2 separate regions of the Homo sapiens genome follow, and region 2 is linked to region 1. A link is an interaction called in ENCODE POLR2A ChIA-PET data of the cell type or tissue named here. Cell type or tissue: GM12878. All regions are shown on one strand. Region 1 has its middle 31 kb from the start of ANKDD1A. Region 2 overlaps RBPMS2 (RNA binding protein, mRNA processing factor 2).

Region 1 (4,000 bases):
CTGTCTGTGGGCCTAGGTTTTCTGTCTGTTACAGCTCTGCAGTAATTCCCAACTCAACAGGGTCTTATGAGGATTCATGGGCTCACAAGACACAGAAATGCCTACATTTATGTTGGGGAGTAAAGTGCCCAGCTGTGGCACTGCCACCCAGCCCAGCACATATCTAGGTTTCCGGAGTGTCTGTCTCCCCACTGGGCTGACTCTTGCAGAAGAGAGTCACATGCTGAGACCTGTGGGTGTTCACTCTGCACAGTGGCTAAACGAAGGGAGGGAGGGCAGTGTACCCGCAATCATCATTCCAGAGCTCATGCTGTGTCAGGGCCAGATGCCTGGTAAGTTCCCTTTCTGCCTGTGAGGCTGTGATAGTGTGTCTATGTTTGTGATGTTTTCAGATATTTCACTTAGTTTTCCCCTGTGGGGGTCACAGAATATTCCAGCCCTGGCCAGCCGTTGCCCCAGTGTCTGGGAGTGTTTCATCAGTGTCCTTTGCCCTTCTTTGGTGCCAGTCAGTTTGGTTCAAATCCCAGCTCTGAAATGCACTAGCTATAACCTTGGGCAAGTCACTCAACCACTCTAGTTAGATATACGTTCAGCTTGACATGAACATGTCAAATTGTTTTCTAAAGTAGTTGTGCCAATTTTTACTCCCAAAAACTGAGCAAAAGAGAGCTCATGGTCCATATCCTTTGTCCCCTTTGTACTGTCAAAGTGTTTAACTTTTTTTTTTTTGAGACAGATTTTTGCTCTTCTCACCCAGGCTGGAGTGCAATGGCACGATCTCAGCCTACTGCAACCTCTCCCTCCCGGGTTCAAGCTATTCTCCTGCCTCAGCCTCCTGAGTAGCTGGGATTACAGGTGCACACCACCATGCCCGGCTAATTTTTGTATTTTTAGTAAAGACAGGGTTTCACCATGTTGGCCAGGCTGGTCTCAAACTCCTGACCTCAGGTGACCCACCTGCCTCGGCCTCCCAAAGTGCTGGGATTACAGGCGTGAGCCACTGCACCCATCCCAAAGTGTTTAACTTTTGCCAACCAATGGATGTAAAATGATATTCACTATGGGGCTTATCTGCATTTCTCTGAATGTTAAGGAAGTTAAACATGTCTTCATGTTTATTAGCCAGACATGTTTTCTCTTCAGTGAAATGCCTATTCATATCTTTTGTTAATTTTCCTATTATAATTTTTAGCTTTTTGTTAATTGATTTGTAAAGAGTTTGCTCTGTCACGTAGGCAGGAGTACAGTGGTGAGATCATAGCTCACTGTAGCCTCGAACTCTCAGACTCAAGTGATCCTCCTGCCTTACCTTTTCGAGTAGCTAGGACTGCAGGCTCAAACCACCATGCCTGGGTTTGGGGGCTTTTTTTTTTTTTTTTGACACAGGGACTCGCTCTGTCACCCAGGCTGGAGTACGATGGCACAATCATGGCTGAGTGCAGCCTCGACTTTCCGGGCTCAAGTGATCCTCCCTCAGCCTCCCGAGTAGCTGGAACCACAAGCACGTGCCATCACGCCCAGCTAATTTTTGTATTTCTTGTAGAGATGACGTTTTGCTGTGTTACCCAGGCTGGTCTTGAATTCCTGGCTTCAAATGATCCTCCCACTTTGGCCTCCCAAAGTTCTGGGATTACAGGTATAGGCCACTGTGCCTGGCCTAAAGGTTTTAACTTTAACTTTTTGAGTTATTGATCCATCTAGAGTTGATTTTTTGTGGATAGTGTGAGGTAAAGATTTCTTTTTTCTTTTTCGAACGGGTAACCAAATTTCTAACTCTATTTATTGAATAGTCTAGGGCCACTTTTTAAAAATTTTCTGGAGCCAATCTTAACTGGGTCTTGAGGGGACAGGAGGAGGGTCTAGCTGAAATTTGACTGACACAGAATTCCCTATTAGACTGACCAAGGACTACCTGGGTCACATTCAATGAGTCTAGAGACAAAAGTAGTTCCCACCTGCCTCCGAGCTCAGCACTATTTTTATTTATTTATTTGTTTATTTATTTATTTTTTGAGACGGAGTCTCGCTCTGTTGCCCAGGCTGGAGTGCAGTGGCACGATCTCGGCTCACTGCAAGCTCCGCCTCCCAGGTTCACGCCATTCTCCTGCCTCAGCCTCCCAAGTAGCTGGGACTACAGGTACCCATCACCACGCCCGGCTAATTTTTTGTATTTTTAGTAGAGATGGGGTTTCACCATGTTAGCCAGGATGGTCTTGATCTTCTGACCTCATGATCTGCCTGCCTCGGCCTCCCAAAGTGCTGGGATTACAGGCGTGAGCCACCGCGCCCGGCCTATTTATTTGTTTATTTGAGACGGAGTTTCGCTCTTGTTGCCTAGGCTGGAGTGCAATGGCGCGATCTTGGCTCACTATAACCTCTGCCTCCCGGGTTCAAGTGATTCTCCTGCCTCAGCCTCCCAAGTAGCTGGATTACAGGCATGAGCCACCGCGCCTGGCCTGACTATTTTATTAATAGATGTAACTTATGTGTATGGCAAATAATAATAATTCAGATAGTACTGAAAAGTATCCAATTGTTGGTTGGGCGAAGTCACTCACACCTGTAATCTCTGCACTTTGGGAGGCCAAGGTGGGTAGATCGCTTGAGCTCAAGAGTTTAAGACCAGCCTGGGCAACTTTTATAGAGACTCCATCTCTACAAAAAATACAATAAATTAGATGAATGTGGTGGCATTTGCCTATTGTCCCAGCTACTCAGGAGGCTAAGGTGGGAGGATCGATTGAGCCTGGGAAGTGGAGGCTGCAGTGAGCAGTGATGGTGCACTGCACTCCAGCCTGGGCAACAGATACCTTTTCTCAAAGAAAAAAGAAAAGAAGAAAGAAAAGTATCCAATTAAAAATTAAATTATCCTACCTCCAGAACCACTACCCAGAAGTAACTATGTTAATAGTGAATGATTTTTATATCCATGTAGTGTAGGAAACTAAAAAAAAAAAAAAAAAAAAAAAAAAAGTGAATAATTTTTCACTGCTGTGAATCCTCTCCCTGACTGTAAATAACACACTCATGCTCTATTTTTTTATTTAGCATTTCTAGAGTAACTCTAGTTATTCTCTGCTGGAAAAGTTTGTTTCCTTTCATCTACCCCATCTCTCCTCCCTCCTCACCTTATTCCCAATACTCGGTCTTTTAAAAAATAATGTTAGGCCAGGCACAGTGGCTCACGCCTATAATCCCAGCACTTTGGGAGGCCGAGGGTGGGTGGATCACCTGAGGTCAGGTGGATTACAGACGTGAGCCACCGCGCCTGGCCTGACTATTTTATTAATAGATTTAACTTATGTGTATGGCAAATAATAATAATTCAAATAGTACTGAAAAGTATCCAATTGTTGGTTGGGCGAAGTTACTCACACCTGTAATCTCTGCACTTTGGGAGGCCAAGGTGTGTAGATCGCTGGTTCAAGACCAGCCTGGTCAACATGGCGAAACCCAGTCTCTACTAAAAACACAAAAATTAGCCGGGCGTGGTGACACGCACCTGTAATCCCAGCTACTTGGGAGCCTGAGGCAGGAGACTCGCTTGAACCCGGGAGGCGGAGGTTGCAGTGAGCCGAGACTGCGCCACTGCACTCCAGCCTGGGCAACAGAGTGAGACTCTGTCTCAAAAATAATGATAATAATAATGTTAAATGTTCTGCCAAATCCTGAAGCTGCTGCCACAGCTGTATTTCAGGAAGCCCAGCCTGTGAGGATGCCGTCCCCCCTCCGCAGGAAGACGTCAGACAGGACACTTTCCATCACCCTGCTTCCTGATTCCAGGCATCGATGCTGAGCTGGACAGAAGGAAAACAGCCTTTTGGTGTCTGAGACAACAGCACAAATGACAGGACTGGCCTTCTTTCCTGAATGGGAAGAGGGTGGGGAGAAGAATGCTGCAGTGACCCGAGCTTGTTGATGCCCTGCCACAGGCACCCCAGGTGGCCTTGGGCAAGTCCCTTCTCTTGCCTCTCCACCTGTAAAGTGTAGGTTACTGGGG
Region 2 (4,000 bases), 130 kb after region 1:
CATGTGGCTGGTCAGCCTGCGGAGCCCACGCTTCCCCTGCTCCTGGTTTGCCAGTTTCCCCTTTTTCTGCCCTCCTCACTCTGGTGTGGCTGTCATCCTAAACAAGTGTCATACTGAGTGGATGGATGGCAGCACTTACCCACCCATGACGCTGATGAGGCTGCCCTGTGCCGCTCCCCCTGCCCTCACAAACAGCAGAGTCAGGGTGCCTGGTCTCAGGAGCCCTGCTCCTCCGTGAACTCAGCTGTGTGCCGTTGACAAATCACCAAGGCTTTCTGGGTCTCAGTCTCCCTGTCTGTACAAGGGGCTGGGCTTTAAGATGTCATCTGCTGGGGTGGCTGGAATCTAGTAGGAACCAAGGCGGGTGTTTGGGAATCACACTTGCTGTGATTTAGCCTCCCGGACTGCTCCCCACAGAGCATCTGTGCTCAGGCAGACGGGCCCACCAGCTCATCCGTGACTGCCTTGACCACCTGAGAGGTGGCCAGGGACAGGATGGGAGCTGTGGGGTAGCCTTTTGGACTCTATAGAACCTGAAAGATGGAACCCTGAGGAAAAGGGTCATCGGACCCAGAGGGAATCCTGGCTGGAAACGAGTCTTGAGCCAGGATAAGGAAACAGCCCCTACACTCACCCCACCCTACCCCAAGCGGAAACTCTGTGCTGAGAACTTGCTATTTAAGAGGCCTCTGGGGAGGTCTGGCCAGAAAGGAGCCATTTGAGGGAGGGTTTAAAATTAGCCTGGGTGAAATGTGTGGCCCCTGGGGAGAACTGAAGCAGAGGTTTCCGTGGGTCTGCTCTGGTCTGGGTCTTTGACCCAAATCATGTCCTGCTTTCCTGGGGAGGAAGGGGAGGAGAGAAGGGAGTGGTACCGATCTAGGTCCCTCCATCAGGACGCTGGTGGCTGCACTCTTGGCCCATCCTCTGGGGTGAGGTGTTGGAGGCAGACCCTGGGCTACCCAGAGGGCTTGGTGCTCGGGTCCTGTCGTCCTTTCCCAGCACCCAAAGCACCCATCACCTCTGCCAGGCTGGGCACGTAGTAGGAAGACTTGGGTTTTGGGTTTTTTTTTTTTGAGACGGAGTTTTGCTCTTGTTGCTCAGGCTGGAGTGCAGTGGGCCAGGCTGGGCATGTAGTAGGAAGACTTGGGTTTTGGGTTTTTTTTTTGAGACGGAGTTTTGCTCTTGTTGCCCAGGCTGGAGTGCAGTGGTGTGATCTCAGCTCACTGCAACCTCTGCCTCCCGATTCAAGTGATTCTCCTACCTCAGCATCCCTTGTAGCTGGGATTATAGGCATGCGCCACCACACCCAGCTAATTTTGTATTTTTTAGTAGAGACGGGGTTTCTCCATGTTGGTCAGGCTGGTCTTGAACTCCCAACCTCAAGTGATCCACCCACCTCGGCCTCTCAAAGTGCTGGGATTACAGGTGTAAGCCACCACGCCCAGCCTTTTTTTTCTTTTTTTCTGAGATGGAGTCTCACTCTGTCGCCCATGCTGGAGTGCAGTGGTGCGATCTTGGCTCACCACAACCTCTGCCTCCTGGGTTCTAGTGATTCTCTTGCCTCAGCCTCCGAAGTAGCTGGGACTGCAGGGATGGGCCACCACACCTGGCTAATTTTTTGTATTTTTAGTAGAGATGGGGTTTTACCACGTCGGCCAGGCTGGTCTCAAACTCTTGACCTCAAGTGATCCACCCGCCTCAGCCTTCCAAAGTGCTGGGGTTACAGGCATGAGCCACTGCACCTGGCCGAGGCCTGGGTTTTGAGTTCCAGGTCTGCTGCCTTTAAAGAACAAGCCATGTGACCTTGGACAAGTCACTTCTGCTTGGGGATTCACACGCACACCTCAAGGCCCTTACATCAAAGGGCAGAGAGGCCTGCTGGGCTCAGGTCAGGAGCTCGGTTTCACCCATCCTGGATCCTTGGCTATCCAGACCCCCAGATGCTGCCAACAACAAAGCAGGATTCGAGTGGTGTCTCCGTGGGACATGAGCTGCCAGGGCTGTGAGGTGTGAGGTGCCATCACCCCAACCCCGGGCACAGAGGCTGGTATAGTGGTGCCTCTACTGAGGGGAAGACGTGTCCCAAGGGAGAAGATGCGTCCCAAGCGGCCCGAGATTCTGCTGAATGGGCTTGGCAAAAGCTCACGTGAGGTTTGTCTTCACCATGGCTGAGAGTCAAAGTTTAAGAGACAAAGTTTGTCTTCACCGTGGCTGAGAGTCATTCTTGCGTGGGTGGGAGTGGTGACACCAGTAACCAGCAGCTATCCTGGCTGATTTCCTTTGACATTCTTGGCTCTGTTGAGTTCTCTGGGTGCATTGGGTGTAGTTTTACCTAACATTGCTCCAGCTTCCTGAGACAAGCCACTGATAAAAGCCATCGTCTCAGAAAGGCTGTTGTCTGGGGTCAGCGGGCCATCACTAGAGAGCGGAGCAAGTTCTTTGGTACCTCTCAAGAAGGGGATGTGGCCCACTGTAGGGCAACTTAATGCTTTCAAGAATGGCCGCGTGATGGGGTGAGGCATGTGAACTTCTAAAATCTGCAGCGGTGAGTTCAGAAGACCTGTGCTTGGCTTCGCAGGAGGAGATGTGGCCCAGAGCAGGAGTCAAGCGTGTAGGGACGCTCTGCTTGTTCACATTTTTCATTATTCAGGAAGCCACGGTTTCAAAAAATGTTTTGAATGGATCTAAGCTATGGAAAGTCTCCCCTTCCCCATCACAATTTTTGGCTGATCAGGGCTTGCTAGTTTAGCATCCGGTGCCAGCAGCGTTTAAATAGCAGCAGTGGCTACAGTCACAGGATGGACACCTAGTGTTTAGATCTGGCTTGTAACCATGTTGGGGGCAATGCTCAAAATTCACAGCATCAGCCGGGCACGGTGGCTCAATCCTGTCATCTCAGCACTTTGGGAGGCCGAGGTGGGCGGATCACTTGCGGTCAGGAGTTCGAGACCAGCGTGACCAATGTGGTGAAACCCCATCTCTACTAAAAATGCAAAGAATTAGCTGGGCATGGTGGTGCATGCATGTAATCCCAGCTACATGGGAGGCTGAGGCAGGAGAATCGCTTGAACCGGGGAGGCAGAGGTTGCAGTGAGCCGAGATGGCGCCACTGCACTCCAGTCCGGGTGACAGCAAAACTCCATCTCAAAAAAAAAAAAACTCACAGCATCAAATGCTTCACCTGAAGCTGGCAAGATCTTAGCGTGTTCTTCAAAACTCAGCATAATGGTTTTGACTGTTTACCCATTACCCTGTTCAGTCAACATTTAGTACCATCACCATGCTAAGAGCAGGCAGAGAGGCAGGAGTATAAGGTGTTTCTTGACATTGAAGGTCCCACATCTCGTGTAGGAGCAGGAGATGGATGAGAAAGTGCCGGGCCCTCTGTTGAAATCACTGCAGGGGATAGTGGGCATGGGACTCTGTTTCCTTTACATCTTTGCTCCTCCCCTCGACCAGACTGGAGGCTCTCTACCAGGAGGCCATGGGTATCATCTAGAAAACAGATACTTTTTTGTCTGAGGGGCCAGTGGTGCAATGGATTAAAAAAATAGATACATTTTTACATGTACATTTTTGGGGGGTCAGGCACTGCAGCTTTCTTCAGATTTTTAGAGGAGGCTTTGGTTTGAAAAGGCATACCGATTAGCATGGCGTGGTGGTGTACCCCAGTAATCCCAGCTACTCAGGAGGCTGAGGCAGGAGAATCTCTTGAACCCAGGAGGTGGAGGTTGCAGTGAGCTGAGATCACGCCACTGCAGTTTAGCCTGGGCAACAGAGTAAGACTCTGTCTCAAAAAAAAAAAAGAAAAAAAAAAAGGCATGCTGGGCTGGGTTTGTACCCTTATCAAACAGGGCTTTCTTTTTGCCTCTGTTCACCAGCAGACTCAGTCTGTGTGCAGAGGCATCCGGCAGACGCAGCACGATGCCTCTGGGATGTACCCAGAGAAAGGAAAGGGCTTTGAGAAATTGAGTGCTGTGAAACAATGTTAATTTGCCTT

The links. Peaks named below come from ENCODE experiments on the same cell type or tissue, not always from the same donor. Only the 100,000 strongest peaks of a DNase experiment are listed, where the experiment ranks them.
Region 2: POLR2A ChIA-PET joins it to region 1 with 6 read pairs; 4 of 35 experiments call an interaction of 5 or more read pairs at or near these places.

What each region holds. Positions count from the first base shown.
Region 1 is chr15:64,878,659-64,882,658 of GRCh38, reverse strand. No RefSeq gene overlaps it. Among named protein-coding and RNA genes, the nearest start is that of ANKDD1A, 31 kb to the left of the region's middle. In GM12878, no CTCF peak of the experiment used is centred here; no DNase peak of the experiment used is centred here; H3K27ac peaks cover 591 bases.
Region 2 is chr15:64,751,777-64,755,776 of GRCh38, reverse strand. All of the region lies in intron 1 of RBPMS2 (RNA binding protein, mRNA processing factor 2), which reads left to right. Among named protein-coding and RNA genes, the nearest start is that of MIR1272, 8.7 kb to the left of the region's middle. RefSeq lists enhancers at 822-1,001, 1,042-1,101. In GM12878, no CTCF peak of the experiment used is centred here; DNase peaks (open chromatin) are centred at 706, 1,836 and 2,156.